Regions from separate parts of the Homo sapiens genome. Here region 1 is linked to region 2. Evidence: chromatin loops called from intact Hi-C (ENCODE). Cell type or tissue: heart left ventricle. All regions are shown on one strand. Each heading gives the region's core, and the rest is flanking DNA. Links, peaks and the distances in the headings are about the cores only. Region 1 overlaps SLC44A3 (solute carrier family 44 member 3). Region 2 overlaps CNN3-DT (CNN3 divergent transcript).

Evidence for each region. Peaks named below come from ENCODE experiments on the same cell type or tissue, not always from the same donor. Only the 100,000 strongest peaks of a DNase experiment are listed, where the experiment ranks them.
Region 1: it touches region 2 in a loop (5-fold over the local background); 1 of 110 quality-filtered maps calls a loop at or near these places.

Annotation. Positions count from the first base shown.
Region 1 is chr1:94,891,535-94,899,870 of GRCh38, reverse strand. SLC44A3 (solute carrier family 44 member 3) reads right to left here. Exons shown (of 15, transcript NM_001114106.3): 14 at 7,354-7,590; 15 at 4,625-5,053. The coding sequence ends at 4,949. CNN3 (calponin 3) reads left to right here. Exons shown (of 7, transcript NM_001839.5): 6 at 354-500; 7 at 1,788-2,914. The coding sequence ends at 2,129. Among named protein-coding and RNA genes, the nearest start is that of CNN3-DT, 31 kb to the left of the region's middle. In heart left ventricle, for the core only: no CTCF peak of the experiment used is centred there; no DNase peak of the experiment used is centred there.
Region 2 is chr1:94,942,722-94,951,057 of GRCh38, reverse strand. All of the region lies in intron 2 of CNN3-DT (CNN3 divergent transcript), which reads right to left. Among named protein-coding and RNA genes, the nearest start is that of CNN3, 20 kb to the right of the region's middle. In heart left ventricle, for the core only: no CTCF peak of the experiment used is centred there; no DNase peak of the experiment used is centred there; H3K27ac peaks cover 1,857 bases.

The sequences.
Region 1 (8,336 bases), core at 212-8,211, 51 kb after region 2:
TTACTTCTGTTGAAATAACCGAAGCTGGTACCTCTTAATTTGGTTATCTGGGGAAAGAGTAGCAGAGGAAATTATTCTGCCACTGTAATGACTTTTGGTGTGTCAGTCCACCTGTTAAAGTGTGTTTAATTCTTCTATGTATGAGTTTTTATCTATAGTGACTTTAAAATTTTCTTTTTAAAGTTAGCACTTGAAATTTGTTTGTAGACACATAGAAGAGTTGACTGGAGCCTCAGCTCAGTAACTTGTCGGTTGTGCCCCTTCTGTCTTTTTGGTAGCATGGAAAGTTTTGTTTGTGTTGTGTATATTGTTGACATCTGATAATTTGTGCAATTTTATTTTTAACTTAAAAGATGGGAACCAACAAATGTGCCAGCCAGGCAGGTATGACAGCTTACGGGACTAGGAGGCATCTTTATGATCCCAAAATGCAAACTGACAAACCTTTTGACCAGACCACAATTAGTCTGCAGATGGGCACTAATAAAGGAGCCAGCCAGGTAAGCAATACCTTTTTATACGTGTACAAGAGTACACTTACCTTATTTTTATTAACCAGAAGTTTAAAGTAGGTATTTTTTGTATAGTTTATTTAGAGTATATTCCTTCAGGAATGTGGACTTTGCTGGGAAAGCAAAATAATCAAAAGACCTTTTCGATAGCAGCAAAAGCATGATGTGTCTCGTGGTTTTTGTTGGCAGTTAGAACAGCTGGCCTTTCTACCTAGCCAGCAGAAAAAAAGATATGTTTATTACAGTGTTCTTGCTCCAAAATCCAAGTAAAATATTGCTCATTTAAATGCTGACTTTTTTTTTTAAGGAGCCCTTAATTAATAGGTAAAATTACCTGGTGTTCCACTAAGAAGGATTTAACTAGCATTCCTATTAGATGTGTCAATATAAGGAGATGGAAATGCAACATGGTGAAAATACCAGTATACCACATCCAAGATAGAAATATTTCCTTGTTAAAAATAGATCACCAGCACCTCAGAAGGAAGTTCAACAACCATTTGAGAACAGACAGGTCTCACATCCAACAACAGCTGGGATAGGGTTTGAAAAACATTTTCTTACCGAGTCCAAGGGAGATTTATCAAACTTTGCCCTTATGGAACACATCCTACCGGGTGCGGCATTATGTCTCTCATAGCTGCCACTCACGTTTACTTTTCTACCCACTCTGAACCTGGAAGTGTGTGCTTGATGTAAGTAGAGAGATGAAGTATGAGTTACTGTACTCTGAAAAAGAGGGGAGTGGCTGTGAAGTGGCTGGTTCTTCTGTATCTCAGCCTTTTGAAAAGACTCAAGTCCTTAAGATCTGCTCAACATAGTTTCTGTTGAATATATTATAAATTTTTGAAATTGGTAACCCAGATAATGTATGTGGTCCCCATGGGCATTCACATGGAACTTTCTGGTGTGGAAGCATTATGATTTCACATTCTTTATGTCTCATTCTCTCTTAAATCCAGAGTAGGTAGTAATGTCTCCATTTTGCAGTTTGAGAAACCTAAAGCTAAATTTACGTGTTTGAGGCCACATAGTAATTTTATAGCAGAGCAAGGATTTTGAAGAAAGGTCTCACCTAGCTCAAAAGCCAATGAATATTGCTTCATGGAAGTGATTCGGTATCAGGATATTTTGGTTAAGCTAGCTTTACCCCTGAACCAAATGAAAGTTCATGTATTACTGTTCATATTCAATGTGAATTCTATAATTTATAAATTATTCACAAGAATAGATTCTAGCTGCTGTTTTAACTTTTATACTATGTTCTAATACCAGGCAGGGATGTTAGCACCAGGTACCAGAAGAGACATCTATGATCAGAAGCTAACATTACAGCCGGTGGACAACTCGACAATTTCCCTACAGATGGGTACCAACAAAGTTGCTTCCCAGAAAGGAATGAGTGTGTATGGGCTTGGGCGGCAAGTATATGATCCCAAATACTGTGCTGCTCCTACAGAACCTGTCATTCACAACGGAAGCCAAGGAACAGGAACAAATGGTTCGGAAATCAGTGATAGTGATTATCAGGCAGAATACCCTGATGAGTATCATGGCGAGTACCAGGATGACTACCCCAGAGATTACCAATATAGCGACCAAGGCATTGATTATTAGATCCACACAGAAGGAGCTCAGTATTTAGTCCTTTGTTTTTATTCAGTGAGAACCAAGCTAGCCTTGAGTAATTTTTATCTTGTCTTCCTAAAACACTATTAAGCTTATTGTACTTTTAAGAAAAATTGCCTTACGTACATTCCTTTTTCCTTTTTCTGCCTCTTCCCTCAATAGTTGCCTTTTAGTGCTGTAATAGTTAAATCCTACAGCATAATCAATAACTCGCATATGAAGTAAAAAGGAATACTGTGAAAGGGGAGTACTCTTGTACAGCCAGTTCTTTTATGCAAAAATCTATGCATTTTTACAATCTTATATTAAACTGGTATTTTCAAACAATAGGAAACTTTTTTTTTTTTTTTTTTTTTTTACAGTTTAGTGTATCTGGTTTCTACATGGAAGACTAAACTCATGCTTATTGCTAAATGTGGTCTTTGCCAACTAAATTTAAGATGCAGCATTTTAGAAATTTACATATCAATGTTTCTACAGTATTGTTTGCTAATTTTTAAATAAAGTCATGATCAGTGTGCATTTGTGATTATATGTGTACTCATTCTCTTACCTAGCGAACAAGATCTTTTCAGAGTGGTGTTTCTAAAAGAGCATGTACAAAAGTGGCCTGTGGACATTTAGGCCTGGGTGATGCATTTGCTCTTCCTGTTTGTGCCAATGTATCAATGTAGAGTTGCTCTGTTTTCTTCAACTGTATTTATTGCTGCATTTCTCAGCATAAACTTATCCCATTGTATTTTTTATAAATAAATATTTTTTTTGAACTTTCATATGAACCACAGGCTGATTATTTTCTGGCTAGCTTCTAGATAGGTAGGGTCAGATTTTTTTTTAAGTACCTTTTTCCTAGGTACTGTTACAAGGTACATTAACATTTTATTTACTTCACACAACACTGCACTCTATGCTTAAGGAGATTGAGGCTTAGGAAACCATTACACATAGTAAATGACAGAATTCTAATCATTTTCTGACCCTTGCTTATTTCACTGACTTGGCTGGCCCAGATTCATCTTAAATTCAACTTGGAATAATCTTAAAATCTTTAGGAATATTGACAGGAGGGGTGGGGAATTTTCCTATCTTAGGGTAAGTAAACATGAATAAGAAACATGCTAGGTCAGCCATAGGATGTGCTGCTTGGTAATAAGCCAGGGTTTATAGTGAAACATAAACCTTCAGTCCTGACAGAGGGAAGGACAAACAATAGCTAGGTGTCATAGTGACAAAAATGCAGTCACTAAAAGAAAATTAGTAACTCACACTTTCCGACATTGTCTCAGCCAAGCCATGTCTTCTAATAGGATTGGCTCTATTAGGTTTGGGGGCGAAAACCGTCTGTTTTTTGCTGAGAGATGAGGAGTATATACACATGGTTTGATGAGCCCACAAAAGTGAAGGCTATTTGCTCATCATTCCACAATGACTAGGTTTAATGCTTCTGGGAAACTGCTTGTAAAGGAAACTATTGGAGTCAACCTAATTCAATGGTGGCATTTAAGAAAAAAGTCATTGCATTTAAAGTAGACCTGAGTTCTAAGGCTTTCCTTGTCATCTTTGACTCTTCAAAGTTTAGGGAAGGGAAGCCTTATATCACACTACCTGCCCTGCCATTTAAGTCAGATTGATTCCCATGAGGCTGCCAATCAACATGTTAAAATGTTTCTATTTGGTTAGAGTTTTAAAAACGAAAAGCTCTTCCCCTCACTCCCATCTACATAAATCTCTGAGGTCCAGGCAGAAGTATTTTTAAAAATCTGTCTCCAGGTAATTTCTCAGGTGGGGCTGTGGTTGAAAACCACTTCTTCCAGAATGTCTGCTGTAAGAGGAGTGCTTGTGTATCAGGAGTTTGGATAAATTGTGTGTGCCATCACGGAATGTGATCTGGTGGAGAGACATAACAGAAAGTGGATTCACAGTCATATCAGAGAAGAGCATGGAGGAAAAGGACAGAAGAGAGGGCAAGTAATGCTGCTCAGAGGCATTGCAGAAGCATGATGCTATCAGAGCTGGGTTTTGAAGAATAAGTAGGAGTTTGCCATTAGCAAAGAGGAGGAAGAGTATTCAGAAAAAAAGGAAGAGCATGTGCACAGACTAAATCATTGGTTACACTCCTGCCTCTCCTGTACATGCCCAGTTCAGGTGGTAGTTCATGTTAGAGTAGACAGTTTTGGCTTTTATTGTCACCAAATCTAAGAATTGTACTTTGAAAAGTTAATCCATTTAGCATATTTCCAGGATTGGCTGAGTAGGGAAGTATCCTACTCTGTATAAAAGCAACTTTCCAAGCTGGGCATGGTGGCATGCCTGTAGTCCCAGCTGCTTGGGAGGCTGAGGCAGGAGGATCACTTGAGCCTAAGAGCTGGAGGCCGCAGTGAGCTATGATGGCACCTGTGCATAGACACTGTACTCCAACCTTGGGAACATAGTGAGATGCTGTCCCTTTAAAAAAAAAAATCCAGAGATTTCTGCTAACAAAATCCTTATCTTAAAAAGGTTTATTTATTAGTTGTGCACTTACAAACTTACCTCAGTTCTTACATAGTGTACTTTGTAAGTTGATGCATATAAACATGGTTTTAGAAGAGTTTTTCTGTCCTAATTTGTACAAAAAAAGGTAAACTAATATAGTTCCAGTATTGTTACCTGGTCAAACAATAATGACAAAGACAATGAGGAAGAATAGGGTTTATTAGGTCTTTTAAAAAAAAATTCACTAACTTTTCTCTAGTGGTCTCATCTTCTATTCTGTAAATGGCTCTTAGAAGGAAATGTTTTCCAGGTACAGATACCTAAATGGGTATCTATCTCACAATGGCCTGGAGTTCTGTTCCCTCCTCATTCCTTAATGAGTGCTTGTCCTGCTGTGCCCTTGCATTGTTTAATTTGTTGCTCCTTTTTACGAAACTCTGAAAAACAAAAGAACAAGTTAGAATAGTATTATGTGTCTGTACTGTTGATAACGTAGGGGCCGAGGGAAAACTTCTCCTTTGCCCTCTGACGGTTTGCTGAAGAATTAACTTACAAAAGGCAGATTAACAGGAGAAATGGCATATAAAGTAGCACAGGGGAGAATCACAGTGAGTGTCTAAATGGGGTACAGATAATTCTGTTTTTGGGAAAGGGAGATGGGGAAGTGTGGATGATTTTATGGGGGTGGTGAATTACTTTTAGGGGAGTTTAATGAGCTTGAAGAACACTTAGTGGCTGGGAACAAAGTCTGTTGGGCCCACAGGACAGTGGTTTGTGACAAAAGTCTGTCCAGGTGTGTTGACTGAATTTAGTCTTTGTTTCTGCTATATAAGTCCAGTTAATGGAAAACTCAGGGAAGGGGCCAGAGGTGGTTTTTTTCTTTGGTGGGTCTGGACTTTAGGCAGATAAGGGGATTTCATTCAGATGACAGCTTCATCCTGTGCTTTGGGAGAAGGTCAGAGAGTTCTTGAGGCTTCTTCAGTTCAGCATGTCAAAGTGCCATATTATGGAGTATCAATTTCTGAGTCCCAATGATAGCCATTTACAAGTTCTTGGCCTTAAATTTCAGATAACTGGATCCTTAAGAAAGTTTCTTCTGTTGAAAAAACTATTTTAAGGGGTAAATTTCAAGGTGGATTTTTTTTGGGGGGGAGGTGGTGGAGACGGAGTCACCCTCTGTCGCCCAGGCTGGAGTGCAATGGCGCCATCTCAGCTCACTGCAACCTCCACCTCCCGGGTTCAAGCGATTCTCCTGTCTCAGCCTCCTAAGCAGCTGAGATTACAGGCGCCTGCCACTGTGCCTGGCTAATTTTTGTATTTTTAGTAGAGATAGGGTTTCACCATGTTGGCCAGGCTGGTCTCAAATTCCTGACCTCATGTGATCCACCTGCCTTGGCTTCCCAAAGTGCTGGGATTGCAGGTGTGAGCCATAGTGCCCGGATTTCAAGGTGGATTTTTAACTGGAAAAGTAAATCAGGGGATGGAGACCTGGCTAGCTACATACCACCATCATAAGCACTTTCCTTAGAGTACATACAAATAAGTCAATAAACAAGTAAAAAGTAAAAATTGTATTTTGGCTGAGTGCGGTGGCTCACAACTGTAATCCCAGCACTTGTGGGAGGCCGAGGCAGATGGATCACCTGAGGTCAGGAGTTCAAAACCAGCCTGACCAACATGGTGAAACCCCGTCTCTTCTAAAAATACAAAATTAGGCGTGGTGGTGCACGCCTGTAATCCCAGCTACTTGGGAGGCTGAGGCAGGAGAATCGCTTGAACCTAGGAGGTGGAGGTTGCGGTGAGCTGAGATTGCGCCATTGCACTCAAGCCTGGGCAACAAGAGCAAAACTCTGTCTCAAAAAAAAAAGTAAAATTTGTAGTTTATGTTTTATATGGAGAAGGATGAGGATACATTAATTATAAATTGTAGAAGTGGTTCTTAAAAAATTGAGTGCCTGCTGAACCAAAGAGTGCATTAAATGCTCTGTTTAAAGCTAAAAGGGCTTTAACACCTAATTTTTATGGCAACAGAATGAAAGAAAAGTATGCAAATATCATATAACTCAGACAAGGAAAAGAGATGAGACATCATTCAGCTGTTAAAATATCCCTGTCTACCCAGGATAAGGCAAATAAGCAACAACTGTGTTGCAAAGGCTGTTGCAAACAGCTGCCTGCTATTTCCAGATATAAGCAGTATGGGCGCTCCGCTGAGGGTGTGGCTTTTCTCACACTGGTGTGCCTGGGCTAATAAAGGGCCTGAGAATTGCAGATCTGTCAATACTGGCACAGAGGAGCACACAAGTGTGCTCTCCCTAATATAGTGGGTATGAACATCATGCTTGGAGATGCAAAAATGCTTTAGAAAAAGATCAACTGTTAAACTTCTAGACCACCCAAAAGGCCAGATCATGCCATGAGCACCAAAGGGAGCTGAACTACTGTGTTCAGGACATCTTCTGCCCAGGGTAAGAAGTGCTGCTGCTACTTAGGAATCCATCTGATCAGCATTCTTGTTCAGCTTCACTTCTTCAGGGAGAAGGTTCTCAGAAAGGGAGGTGGGTTCAGCCTTGGAGAGTTCAGCGCAAATCCCACTTTCAGGCCCGGGGGTAGTAGAAGCCTCAGAGCCCTCTAGAAGAGAGAGGCTGGGTATGAGCCTCTTTCGTGTGTGCAGCTTTACAAAACTTTCAAGATTGCGAGCATGGAGATTGCAATTGGAAATGAAATGTTTGCTTACCAGAAATTCTTGATCCATAAAGTAGGGCTTTTCTGACGATCCATCATTTGTTTCCAGATCAACAGCAAAACACAGGAAAAGTGCATCCAGCACAGTTTCAAACACAGATAAAAAACTATGGGCTACTAAGTAGGCAAAAAAAGCTACCAATAACAGAGGGACTGCCCACACCTGGAATGCCCGATTGTAGTTAAAAGCCATGAGTCCTCCAAAAACAGTGAAACACACCACTAACACCTGTGCAAAAGAAGAGTTTGTTGAAAATCTTTATGAATCAGTTGCTTAGATGTTTTTGTCAGTTACAAGTAATGGTTTAATATACGTTCCTGTGTGCAACGTGTGTGTGCACTATTGTAAAGAATGCTTGTCAGAAATTTTGGCAGAATGAAATAGAGGAAAAAATGAAAAGCTGTATCAAAAGGAAACCCAGTTAATGGCGAGTAGGAAGGTTATATGTAATTTTATCTGTGCCTAGCTTTTGTATTTATATAAATGTAATAATATCTCACAAGCTTTTTATTCTGCTTTTTCACTTAACACCAAAATAAGCCTATTCACTTTAAAACTTTTTTTAGAAACCATCCCTCTTTCTTTTGAGACAGAGTCTCGTTCTGTTGCCCAGGCTGGAGTACAGTGGTGTGATCTCGGCTCACTGCAACCTCCGCCTCCCAGGTTCAAGTGATTCTCCTGCCTCAGCCTCCTGAGTAGCTGGGATTACAGGCACCCGCCACCACACCCGGCTAATTTTTGTATTTTTAGTAGAGACGGGGTTTTCCCATGTTGGCCAGGCTGATCTCAAACTCCTGACCTCAAGTGATCTGCCTGCCTCGGTATCCCAAAATACTGGGATTACACATGTGAGCCACTGTGCCCAGTCCAGGTTTCAATACTCTTTCCATATATTCTTAATGAGAAACCCACAAACGTTCATTTTCTGAGATTAGTAGCATTTTCATTTTAGACCTGAAAAAGAGGGAATCAGA
Region 2 (8,336 bases), core at 221-8,220:
TCCAAATGGACAGGTAACTAAAGCACTTATTGGTGAGGCTTGTCTAGGTTTTCTTTCATTAGGGTCCTTCTACTGAGTTTCAGGAGTTGACATGATGTTGATATTTTAAGGATGCGGTACTTAAATGCTAGACATTCAGATGTTGTGCTTCATTATTCATTCATCTCAACACATATTGGAAGGCCAGTCTGCACCAGGTTATATACCTGGTTGTATTTGTGTTCTGTCCATACAGTATGGGGAGATATAGGTGTGTGCGTGTGTGTGTGTGTGTGTGTGTGTGTGTGAATGTGTAATTATTTTTGATGACCATATTAAAAAAAGAAAAAAGAAACGAAAGAAAAGAAAGGGAAGGTGTGTGGTGAAACTGTTGAGAACTTCCCCAGTGCCTATTCCAGAGTTAGGCCCTCCTGGTCCAATCCCAGCACTACAAATATTAGTTGTGAGACTTTGGGCAAGTCTAATGATATGTTCTAAATGATATGATCTAAATGTTCTCATCTGTACAACTGTGACAAAAACAGGACCCATTTACTGTAAATATTAAAAGATTTAAACCATGTGCCTGGCATGTGATAAGGGCTCCATAAATGTTAATTTCATGATAAAGAAAGGGACTAGACATCAGCTTTGGGGGCAAAAAGAACCCCATCAAACTTGTAAATGTCACTATCATGATTATTGACACTCTGTTGATGATATTGTGCAGAAAATAATTAACATAACAGGCCCGAACTACTGCCTGTGAAAAGGCAGGCTTGCAAGGTTGGCCCTTGGCTGGTATGTGGGAGAGAACTGAGATTTTGCAAGGGTTCCCACCATTAACTGATAAGAGTGGTTCATTGTGCCAGACTGTTTGTGCAAACAATGTGGTTTGTGCTGAACACCTGCTTTCTTCTGGGAAGCCAGTATTTCCATATGTGCCAGGTTGGGGCTGCCTACATGACCAGGCTCCAGTAAAAACGTGGGGCACCGAGTCTCTAATGAGCTCCCTTGGTTGGCAACATTTCACACCTGTTTTCACATACAGAACTTGCTGCTGGGGGGTTAATTTATCCTTTGTGATTTTACTGACAGAGGAGCCTTAGAAGCTTGTGCCTGGTTTTCCCCAGACTTCACCCCAGATGCCTTTTCTCTTTGCTGATTCTGCTTGTTATCTTTTTGCTGAAATAAATCATAGCCATTAGTGTTACATGATAGTAGGCTGAGTCCTATGAGTCCTCTTAGTGACTCATTGAACCCGGGGATGGGCTGAACTAGTTATCTCTAAAGGAAACACATTTATTTGGGAAAGAGTGGTATCACAGCATCATCTAATTTAATGTAGGTAAACAAACATATCATTTTAAAAAAATGACTCAGAAACATACAATTTGAAAAAGTGTTCTTAAATGAATAAGGGATAAAAACGCTCCAAGCAGCATTGTGTCTTCAGTGACCCTTCTTTAAAATTATAAAAATGTTAAGAGTCTTTAGTGCTGTAAAAATTATACACTGTAGGCCAGGCACGGTGGCTCACACTTGTAATCCCAACACTTTGGGAGGCCAAGGCGGGCGGATCACCTAAGGTTGAGAGTTCGAGACCAGCCTGACCAACATGGAGAAACCCTGTCTCTACTAAAAATACAAAATTAGTTGGGCATGGTGGCACATGCCTGTAATCCCAGCTACTCGGGAGGCTGAGGCAGGAGAATCGCTTGACCCCAGGAGGCGGATGTTGCAGTGAGCTGAGATTGCACCATTGCACTCCAGCCTGGGCAACAAGAGTGAAACTCATCTCAAAAAAATAAATAAATAAAATAAAATAAAATAAAATTATACACTGTAATGTATAGAGCAGGGGTGTCCAATCTTTTTGGCTTCCTTTGGCCACATTGGAAGAAGAATTGTCTCGGGCCACACATAAAATACACTAACACTAATGACATAAGATGAGAAAAAAAAAAAGGCCCAAGCATAAATCTCATAATGTTTTATGAAACTTTACAAATATGTGTGGGGCCACATTCAAAGCCATCCTAGGCTGCATGCAGCCCGCAGGCTGCGGGTTGGACAAACTTGGTATAAAGCAGAAGGCAGCAATGCGGTAATTTACAATTTTTCGGTCATTGTACACTAAAAGCTCCCTGGGTCCCACTCCTACTCCACACACCTCCCTTTCTACCCCGTTCCCTCCCCAATAGTCTTGATTTCCTTCCCAGTGTCTGTGAAGCTAATTTTGGTATTCACTAACGAATTCTGTATGGTTTGAGAGTCAAATGTGAATGTATCACATATAGATGTTTCTAGACTATTCTTTCAGCAACAGTTTGAAATATACTTATTCAGCAAGAACTAACTGAATACCTTCTACATGCCAGGCTGACATGTAAAATTATTTGGTTTAACATGAACCCTGCAGTTTTTATTATGATACCACAGAATGCAGCTTAAAAGCCCTTGTTAGGCAAACCTCTCAAAACCCCGTGCTTTATTTTCTGTCAAAGATGATCAACAAAAGCATGTATTTGGGTAGTGTTGTGCTGGCCTTTGTATCAAATGAACTAGTCGAGCATTATTTTTTATCCCTTTGATAGAATGCAGATTTCCCATTAAAAAAGCAAATCTTTCAGGCTGGGCTTGGTGGCTCACGCCTGTAATCCCTGCACTTTGGGAGGCCGAGGTGGGCGGATCATGAGGTCAGAAGATCGAGACCATCCTGGCTAACATGGTAAAACCCCGTCTCTACTAAAAATACAAAAAATAAGTCGGGTGTGGTGGCGGGCACCTGTAGTCCCAGCTACTTGGGAGGCTGAGGCAGGAGAATGGCATGAACCTGAGAGGCAGAGCTTGCAGTGAGCCGAGATCGTGCCACTGCACTCCAGCATGGGCAACAGAGCGAGCCTCCGTCTAGAAAAAAAAAAAAAAAGCAAATCTTTCATTTTATAAAGATTTTTTTTTTTTTGAGACAGAGTCTTGCTCTGTCACCCAGGCACAGTGGCGCAATCTTAGCTCACTGCAACCCCTGACTCCTGGTTTCAAGCAATTCTCCCTGCCTCAGTCTCCTGAGTAGCTGGGATTACAGGTGCACACCACCACGCCTGGCTAATTTTTGTATTTTTGGTAGAGACGGGGTTTTGCCATGTTGGCCAGCCTGGTCTTGAACTCCTGAGTTCAGGTGATCTGCCTGCCTTGGCCTCCCAAAGTGCTGGGATTACAGGCGTGAGCCACCATGCCCGGCCAAAAAGATTTAATAAAATGATACTTCTTTCCAGCTGGTTAAATTTAAAACACTGGAAAAAAAAGTTTCATGCAAGACTGTTCTCCAAGTCTGGGCCAGAGCAGTTTCATTTGAGAGTGAGCTGATTGCGTTGGTATTTAACTCACAGCCACAAGCATTTGTCCACACAGGGGAGAGAAGCAGGCCCTTGTAGCCCTCCTGATTTGCCTGACAGTGCCATGAAGACTGCTGCTGTATTATTGCTGCTGGCCCTTCCCTTAGTGCTGACAGATTTCAGGGAAGAGCTGTGCCAAAACTGTTAGTATTTTCCTCTTCAGTTCTCAAATTAAGACATTTCTTGATCTCCTCATGACTCCACCTTCTCTGTTTTTTTGAGGGAATTTGGAGGCCTACATTCTATAACTGGCAAAAAATGATGGAGACAGATAGCAAATGCATCCAGCTGCAGAAGGAGGCAATACATTAAGTCAAATCAGTATTTATTTACTGAGCATTGGTACTACCTAAACCCTGGGTCGGGAATAAAAAAGTAAAATGTGACCCTTGCCCTCCAGGAGCATATAATGAGTTTGTATTAGACAAGACGTTTTGGTATCAGGGAACAGAAGGCCACTTGGGCTGGCTTATGCAAAGCCAGGAATTTATTATACACAAGGGAAGGAAAGCTTCTGCGTCTCAATGAGGGATAAAACCCAAGAACTGGATGCTAACAGGAACCAGTGTTGCTCTCCTTGTCTCTTGGAGGCCCCAAGTCTCTCACAGCTGCTTTTATTCTGAGCCTCAACTTCGTGCTCACTTCCTGGAGATCAGTTTTATCTGTGGAGATGAGCAGAGGCTGCTTGTTGTACCTATGATGTCACTGTTCCCCTTTTTCTCTGAAAAGAGAGTTTTAGCTGAACACTTGGCCACTCAGCTGACAGATGCACTTCCAAGCTTCCCTTGCTGTTAATTGTAGGCATTTACTAGGCTTTAGCCAATGTGATATGGGCAGAAATGATATGTACAACTTCCAGGTTACACTCTTAAATAGAAAGGAATGGGCGCCTCCTTTCCTCTTTTTCCCTCCTTGCTGCCTGGGTGTGAATAAGATGGCAGGAGTTGAAGTAATTGTCTTTAACCTAGCAATAGAATTACAGGTGGAGAATGGCAGAGCAACAAGGTGAAAGGAGCCTGGGTCCCCAACTCCATGGAGCTAATGTGATTATTAGCCCTGACCCAACTGCTTAGCCTCAGACTCTTATATAAGAGGGAAACATAGATCTCATTTGAGCTAGTATTATATTGGGATTTTATTGAGGAAGCCAGAACCTGCAACCTAACTTTTAAACCTGCTTTCTCTGTTTTTCTACGTATAAGATTGCTCTAAATTTATAAGACCTCAGTTTAAGTGACCAAACAAGAAATTCAACTTCAAATACCCAGGTAAGAGGATCGATTGGGGCATCTTCAGACTTCTAATCAGCTAAACTTAGAGGGGAGGGTAAAAGAATACAAGCCTAGCTACGGGGGCTACTGTGGGTGGGGGTAAAGTTGGGGGGTCATTTTCAGCGGGGGGTCATTTTCAGCGGAGGGTCATCTACTTTATTGACCATGCTTCTATATTGAGACCCACCATTCTTAGAGGTATTTGTGTAATTATTTTAGAAGGAAATTATGTATAATGTGTAAAAGCCAAGCCTATGCATTAAATGGAATAGTGAGTGAAAAGGAAATTTCAGAAATTGGAAGAGAAACTGACATCTCTCTGTCAATTAATAAAGTCTCCTGTGAGTGTGAAGATAGACTGGCTGGCTAGGTGGTGACCTTGTTTTCCCACACAGATCTTCCAAAGCTGCTTGGTCTGTCAGAGAAGATGACAGTCACAAATAAAGAAGAAAGGCTCTTTAGTATTCGGAGCTGTGTTTTCCTGCTAGATCCGCAAAACAGACATAATTAGTGTGTTTATATGAGATCTGTTTAGTAGCTAGGAGAGAGTTTGAGAAAAAAGGAAGGTGTCTTCGTCACCTTCCTGTTTTAACAAAATAACATAGACTGGGTGCTTATAAGCAACAGAAATTTATTTCTCACAGTTCTAGAGGCTGAAAGTTCAAGCTTAGGATGGTTGGGTTCTGGTGAGGACCCTCTTTCTGGCTCGCAGACTGATGACTTATTTTTGTATCCTCACATGGAGTAGAGAGAGCAAGCTAGCTCTCTGATCTCTTCTTATAAGGGCACTAATCCCATTCATTAATGAGGGCTCCATACTCATGACCTAATAAGGTCCCACCTCCAAATACCACCATACTGGGGATTAGATTTCAACATATGAATTTCTGGAGGACACAAAAATTTAGTCTGTCACATTCTGCTCATGGTCCTGAAAACTTATGTCCTTCTCAAATGCAAAATACACTTGGTCATTCCATTCCAACAGCTCCCCAGCCTCACCACCAATTTTTAACTCATTCTGGCATCAACTCCAAAATCTAAAGTCTGAAGTCTCATTGAAGTATTATCTAAATCAGATATGGGTAAGACTCCACATATAATTCATACTGAGGCAAATTTCCTCTCCAGCTGTGAACTTATAAAACCAAACAAGTTATGTACTTCCAAAATACAATGGTGGAACAAGCATAGGGTAGATATTCCTATTCCAAAAGATAAAAATAGGGAAGAAGGAAGGTGTGACGGGTCCCAAATAAGCCCAAATCTAGCAAGGCAAACTCCATGGGTTCCTAAGTCTCCTAGCTCTGCACTCTGCCCTCCAGGCCTGCTGGAGAAACGGTCCTGCCTTTGGGACCCGCTGTGTGGCAGTCTCACCTTCCACACCCACTGAGGCTGCAGTCCCTATCCTGTGGCTCTGACAGGCAGGGGTCCTGCCCCCAAAGGTCTTGCTAGGTTGGAGTCAAGCCTGCACAGCTTTGAGTGAGGATCATCTGACCTGTTGAAAACAAGGCGACAGCTCCTCATTTCAAAACTAAGGAGGCAGCCCTGATGATCTGTGAATCGCTTTCATGGTCATTCTTCCCTTGTCTTGGAGAATAGTGCACATTTGCAGCCAAATAGCTCTAAGGTACTGTCCTGCAAAATCCAAGACTTCTGACATCCTTCCTTCATTCCTTCCCTCTCCTTCCCCTTCAAGTTAAACTGTCAGTTTATCTGTGGGGAGCTGAGTAAATTCATGGTTCACACCTAATCTCCTTATTGAATGGTTTCTTGGCCACACACCCTGAGTGTCCTCTTCCAAACGTGCTTTTCATATTTTTTTTGCAATACAGATAGGTTGAGAATTTTTCAGATAATTATGTTCCAGTTCCTTTTGCTTAAAAATTCCATCTTTAAGTCATTCTCTCTTCTCACATTTCACTGTTAGCAGTTAGGAGGAACCAAGCCACTTCTTCAACACTTTACTTAGATGCCTCTTCAGCTAAATATCCATTTTACCACTCACAAATTCTACCTTCCACAAAACACTAGAACATGAACACAACTCAACCAAATTCTTTGCCATTTTATAATAAGGATCACCTTTTGGCCATTGTCTGATAATGTGCTCCTCATTTCTATCTGAAACCTCATCAAAATGGCCTTTATCATTCTTATTTCTACCAACATTCTGTCCATGATTACTTATATATTATCTAAGAATATAAAAGCTTCCTCTAGAGCTCTTCTCTTACTATTTTGAGCCTTCACCAGAATTGACTTTAAACATCCCATCATGACAATCTCAGCTTCTTCTAGCATGCACTTTGAAACTTCTAATTCCAAAGCTGCTTTGACATTTTTAGGTATTTGTTAAAGGAGCACTCTACTTCTCAGTACCAATTTCTGTCTTAGTTAGCATGGACATCACTAACAAATTACCATAGACTGAGAAGCTCATACAACAAACATCTACTTCTCATAGTTCTGGAGGCTGCGCAGTCCAAGATCGAGGACTGGCAGATCCTGTGTCTGATGAAGGTTTTTTTTCCCTTGTTGCAGACTGCCAACTTTTTCTCGTATCCTCTTACGGAGTAAAGAGGGCAGGCTAGCTCTCTTACCTCTTCTTATAAGGCACTAATCCCATTCACAGGGCACCATCTGCGTGACCTAATCACCCCCCAAAGACCCCTCTTCCCAATATCATCACCTTCGGTATTAAATTTCAATGAGAATTTTGAGGGGACACAAACATTCAGACCATAACAGAAGGAATGTTAGACTGAAGACCGGCACTTCTGGGGTATTGGCAGGATAATTCCCAGTAAATGAAATGAGAGTGGCGAAGGACGCTTTTCTTGATGGAAGCAGGGGGTTCTTTGAGCTCATCCTTGTCTCTCTTCCCCTATTCTCCCTTGCAGCCAGCAACTAGAGTGTAATAGTTAAGTGAATGGACCCTGGAACCCCTCTGACTAACCTGGGCAGGTCACCCTCTCTGGGCCACAGTTTATTCATTTTTATCTATGGAAGGGATATAACATTACTCACCTCACAGGGTTATGTTAGGTTATAGGGAAATTTGTAAAAAGTGCTGAAAACAGTGCCTGCACAGAGTCATGCTATCATAATTAATCAAGCCTCTAATAATGATTACTATTCTTTCATTAAGCAAATGATTAGTGCCAGGGTCAAGAGACCCAACTGAGATAAGTAACGTGCTCAAAGCTTCACAACTAATAATTGGTGTTGCTGGGTTTGACACAAATGGATCTGACTCTAAAAAATGGGCTCTGGAGAGAATTCTTATCAATGTCACCACACACCCTCCCTTTCTTCTTACTTTTTTTCTTTTATTACAGTCATCACAGTAATAAAAGAATTAGTCTTTAAATCTAAGGAGCATACACAGTCAATTGTAATACAGGGCATTAAATTCTATTATATAGATTAAAAACTAAAAGTCATGGGAACCCAGAAGTGTGTATTTACCCAGACGGAGTAGCAGGACAAAGGAGGCTTCCTGGAGAAGATGACTGATCAGCTCGGTGAGAGGGAGCCAGGTAAGACAGTAAGACAGAAAGAGGACCATAGAAAAAAAGGTTTTCTGGATACAGCTGCTTTACTGAATTACTAAAAGCAGGCCACTGACTAGAACATGGAATTTGAGAGCCCTTTTTGCCAACCTAGTTGTCAGTGAGACATTCTATGT